Regions from separate parts of the Homo sapiens genome. Here region 2 is linked to region 1. Evidence: chromatin loops called from intact Hi-C (ENCODE). Cell type or tissue: heart right ventricle. All regions are shown on one strand.

Region 1 (2,500 bases):
GTCTCGAACTCCTGACCTTGTGATCTGCCCGCCTCAGCCTCCCAAAGTGCTGGGATTACAGGCATGAGCCATTGTGCCCAGCCTCAAATCCTAGATTTTTAAAAAAAGCTATAAGGGTGTTAGCGGGACAGCTGGGGAGATGTGAGGCTGGCCCATTGTATGAGTGCGGAATTCCGTGCTAAGGGTGTTGTGGTTCCACGGAGAATGGGACTGATGGCATCTTGCTTTCAAATGCTTCTGCACATGTGTGTGTAGAAACCCCGAGAGCAGGTGTGGGGAATCTGCAGATGTTCCCACATGCTTGTGGGCGGACAATTTTCAAAATCCCGAGCTGGGGAAACATGAATGGGGACTTTGCTGGGTCACTGAGTGGGTGAATGTAGTGAGCCTGCGGCTTCTCCTTTCTCCTCTGATGCTCTACTCGTTGGGAGATCCCCCGATGCCTGACTTGGCCTGGAAGCTACAGTCACAACTGCTTCCAAGGTGTCCTGGATACTCCAGACGGCAGAGCTGAGAGCCAGCAGGCAGGTCAGAGCTCGGCCCCGGGCAGAGGATAACTTCCTGTCTCTGTCCTTCCCCAGCTTGTTTCCTACTCTACAGCAGTGGGGTAAGGGGAGTCCGAAGGTGGCAGCCCCCCCACCTCCGTGGCAGCCACGGGGGCCCCTGGAAGTGATGTGGCTTCACCTCCCATCCCGCGCGTTGCCAGTGAGAGTGAAAGGGGTCGCAGGCGCCGTGTGACAAGCACTTGGGATTGCGAGTCTCCCAGGCCACAACTGTTTTCTTAGCCTCTCCGGCCTCTCTTCTCGGCTTCCCAGAGATTCCTGATCAGCAAGAGGGCGTCGCGCCCCACCCGGCTGTGCGCCTGCCACCGCTGGGTGCAGGAGGGTGCCTGGGGCAGAGCCTGGAAACAGAGCTCAGCCTCCGACGGGGTTGGCGGGGCGGGCGGGCAGGAGTCCTGCCAATACAGCCACCAGCGTGGCGGCGCCGGGACGAGTGTGGTCCGCCCTGCTCCCGCAGCCGCAGCCACCCCGCCGCCGTCGCGGCGCGCTCTTTGTCTGCGGCTCCGGGCTCAGGGGGCGGGGCGAGCGCGCCTGGGGCTCCGCCCTCTCCGCCTAGGGCGCCCCGCTTCCCGCGTCCCCTAAGGCCCGCCAGTCCCTTGCCCAGCGGGAGATCGCCGCCCCACAGCGACTGCCCGTGGGGCCGACTTCGCGTCATGCCTGCCTCGCCTGCCCGGTGTTGCCCCCTCCCCTGTCCCTGTGTCCCCCCTCCCTTGCCCGCATGTCCCCCTCATGCGGGGAAAGCGGTGCCAGCACTTTCCCTGGCCTTGCGAATTGCTCTTCCATCGGTATTCAGCCGCCCCTCTGATGTTCCTGAAAACCCAACCTGCTCCTTCTCTGCAAAAAGCTCCGGAAGGCTGTGTCGATGCAGGTCGAGCTTCCCCACCCGGCCCCCTCCCACCTTTTAGCAAATCCAGAGGCCCCACCTTCGCCCTCCCCTCCCGGGCTCCGACCCAGTGCATTGAGCAGCTCCTCGGCTTCCCTCCCGGGACTTTCTAGTCTCTCTCCCCAACCGGCTCAGTGTCAGGGTGCCCCAGGACTCTCCTTGGGCCTCTCCTGTTCTTGACTACATTCACTCCCTAGGTGAGCTCCTCCATCTCATGCTTTTGCTTTTTAAATTTTTATTTATTTATTTTTAAATTTTTATTATTTTTGAGACAGGGTCTCAGTCCGTTGCTCAGGCTGGAGTGGAGTGGCACAATCACGGCTCACTGCAGCCTTGACCTCCCAATGCTCAGGTGATCCTCTTGCCTCAGCCCTACCGCCTGCCCCCTACCTCCTCCACCACTTGGGGCTACAGGAGCGAGACACCACGCCCAGCTTCATCTCATGATTCTTTTTTTGTTTGAGACGGAGTCTTGCTCTGTTGCCCAGGCTGGAGTACAGTGGTGTGATCTGGGCTCACTGCAACCTCCACCTCCTGGGTTCCAGTGGTTCTCCTGCCTCAGCCTCCCAAGTAGTTGGGATTACAGGTGCCTGCCACCACGCCCTGCTAATTTTTGTATTTTTCGTAGAGATAGGGTTTCGCCATGTTGGCCAAGCTGGTCTCGAACTCCTGACCTCAAGTGATCCGTCTGTCTCGGCCTCCCAAAGTGCTGGGACTACAGGCTTGAGCCACCGTGCCTGGCCGTCATCTTATGATTTTAAATAAAGAAAAATTCCTAGTTTAATTGAACAGCAATGGTCACATGCCACCCAGTTAGCTGACTTGGGCTTGGGCCAGACATTTGGAGTGGGGCACTGGAGATGTCCACATGCCTCGGGAAGTTCAAGCTAGAGATAAAAACCTTCCATTTCCTGCCCTGGGCCTAATCCCTGAGTCCTTCCTTCCTCGGTCTTCCTCACTGCTGTGAGGATACCCCTGGTCCTTGTGGTCCTGTGTGGCAATTTTATGTTTTCTTGTGGTAAGATACGCATAACATAACATTTACCACTAGTGACTT
Region 2 (2,500 bases), 100 kb before region 1:
GTTCAAGACCCAGTCTGGCCAACATGATGAAACCCTGTCTCTACTAAAAATACAAAAATTAGCTGGGTGTGGTGGTGCGCCCCTGTAGTCCCAGCTACTCGGGAGGCTGAGGCGGGAGAATCGCTTGAACCCGGGAGGCGGAGGTTGCAGTGAGCCGAGATCGCACCACTGTACTCCAGCCTGGGCAACATCCTCCGTCTCAAAACAAAAAATCAAAACAAAACGTTAAACTGATTCAGTGAGGACTCTCCTGATTTCAAATGGCATTAGCGCCCACCCCACCTGGCCTTGGAGCTGACGAGTTAACCACAGGAGGCCAGCCTCGGATAGGATGAAGACACTCTCCATCTGTCTCACTTGGCATCGTGGGCTCTGCCCTGCTCTGTCGGGAGGTCCCGTGCCCCAGGCTTCCACTTACCCAGCTTGATCTGCCGGTGGGAAGAGCTCTCCTGTTCAGTAATTCAATTGGAAGGGTCAGGCTCCTGGGTCCCTCACCTGGCTAGTCTGGTGGGGGCAGGGAGTGGAGGGACAGAGGGATGGGTGACGCATGCAGCCAGGGCTGGGGCACCTGGAGTCAAGGGGGCTGAGACTAGGAAGGGGACATTCTCCAATAGGAGATCAGGGGAGGAGGTAGGGATGCTGGGCAGGCGGAACCCACAGGGTCCCCATGCAACAGCCCCTGGGAAGTCACTGGCGGGACAGAAATCCAATGGGATTGAGCTCTTCTCAGCGGAGTCCTCCCTCGCTGCTGCTGGTCTGAATCCTGCCGTCTTTTGCCTGGACTAGCACAGTAGCTGCCACCTGGGCTCCACCTGGCAGTGTGAGGGGGCCCTGAAAACGAAGCTGGACCACATCACCCCACTACTGTGGCTCCTCTCTCACTCGGAGTCCAGCTGGGAGCTCTGCCCAGACCCCGGGCTCTGTGCCATCTGTCCCTACCGGTCTCTCGGACTCCCCCTACTGCCCACGTACAGCCAGCTCCAGCCTTCTGCTCCAACGATGCGGCTTGTTCTTGACCACCCTCCTTTAAAAAGAGGTCCTCCCTGTCCCCACCCACCCCTGGCTCTGATCTTGCTTTGTGGGTTCATCTTCTCCGCACCCATCACTCCTGGGCATTCTGATATGTGTTCGTGCCCCATTCCAATCCCAGCTCCAAGAGGGCAGACACTTGGTCAAACCTCTTTGCCTTTGTATTTAAAACGTGCCTGCCACAGAATGGGTGCATAATCAACATTCTGCTGAATGAAGACATCAATTCATGTCCCTCCCTGGGGATGTGGATGGAGATGAGTAGGTGGGCAGCCTGCTGGCCAGAAGCTGAGCTAGCATCTTATTTACTCGGGACGGGCACTCAGGAGATGGCAAAAGTGTCTTCCGCAGGTTGCTTAAACTTGCTGGACAGGCACTTCTTTGCTTCAGGCCTGTGTGGGGGAAGCAGCGTTGCCAAATCAAGCCAGTGATAGGGTGTCAAAAGGCCGGCAGTATGGGGCCCTGGGTGTGACTCTCTCTGCAGGGTGGGGGAATGCACAGGTGGGGCGGGGGGTGATTGGGAGTGGGAAGTGGGGTCAGAAGACGGGGGCTAGCTCCCTGCCCCATTCTTTCACTTACAAGGCCGGATCAGCTCTCCCTGGCTCCCAGCCCTCACTGTGGACTGTCCTTTCCCCTGGGGCCTGAGGGCAGGCTTCCCCAGCCACTGAGACTGCGAGATCGCTGCAGGCTTGCCCTGAGCAGCACTGTGATCTGTGTGTTGTGTATCCGTGTGTTTGCAAGGGAGGCTGCCACCTCCCGGAGCCTGGGTACCGGCGGGAAAGGAAGTCGCAGGGGAAACCATTCAGAGGCTTTCCAGGAACGAGGGAGAGACAGGAAGCCAAACTGAAAGGTGCCTGGCTGGCGCTGGGGCGGCTCTCCCCTCTCTCTGGGACACCCTTCCCCTTCCCCCTCAACCGGGTGGCTCTGGCCATCTGTTGGCCTCAGCGCAGAGGTCGGCTGGACAGCTGAGGCCAGATCTGCCTGCAGGGGCCTAGCTTCTTTCCTCCCCTCTTAGCTCTTGCCCTCAGCCTAGGCTGGGTCCGAAGGAGCCCTCAGAGCCGACGGGACTGGGGTCTGTGTGCCTCTGCCTCTCCCATCCCACGCTGGCCTGGCTGACCCAGGCAGGGCGTGCTGACCAGGCCTGAGCCATGGTTCCCCCCACAGAGATGCGCTGGCAGCTGAGCGAGCAGCTGCGCTGCCTGGAGCTGCAGGGCGAGCTGCGGCGGGAGTTGCTGCAGGAGCTGGCAGAGTTCATGCGGCGCCGCGCTGAGGTGGAGCTGGAATACTCCCGGGGCCTGGAAAAGCTGGCCGAGCGCTTCTCCAGCCGTGGAGGCCGCCTGGGGAGCAGCCGGGAGCACCAAAGCTTCCGGTAGGTGATGTGCTGGCAGGGGGGCCACGGCAGGGCCCAAGCTCCGCTCCCAGGTCTCAGTGCCCCTCTACCCCCAGGAAGGAGCCGTCCCTCCTGTCGCCC

Evidence for each region. A loop is a pair of places that touch in the nucleus more often than their neighbours do. Peaks named below come from ENCODE experiments on the same cell type or tissue, not always from the same donor. Only the 100,000 strongest peaks of a DNase experiment are listed, where the experiment ranks them.
Region 2: it touches region 1 in a loop (2.3-fold over the local background); 3 of 110 quality-filtered maps call a loop at or near these places.

Annotation. Positions count from the first base shown.
Region 1 is chrX:153,817,650-153,820,149 of GRCh38, reverse strand. The region is part of intron 1 of PDZD4 (PDZ domain containing 4); the gene reads left to right. Among named protein-coding and RNA genes, the nearest start is that of PDZD4, 12 kb to the left of the region's middle. RefSeq lists a silencer at 946-1,105. In heart right ventricle, no CTCF peak of the experiment used is centred here; a DNase peak (open chromatin) is centred at 1,032; H3K4me3 peaks cover 1,077 bases; H3K27ac peaks cover 518 bases.
Region 2 is chrX:153,921,503-153,924,002 of GRCh38, reverse strand. It overlaps ARHGAP4 (Rho GTPase activating protein 4), which reads left to right. Exons shown (of 22, transcript NM_001666.5): 2 at 2,194-2,398; 3 at 2,476-2,500. Among named protein-coding and RNA genes, the nearest start is that of ARHGAP4, 3.5 kb to the left of the region's middle. RefSeq lists an enhancer at 79-579. In heart right ventricle, a CTCF peak has its summit at 952 (motif pointing left); a DNase peak (open chromatin) is centred at 922; H3K4me3 peaks cover 874 bases; H3K27ac peaks cover 2,500 bases.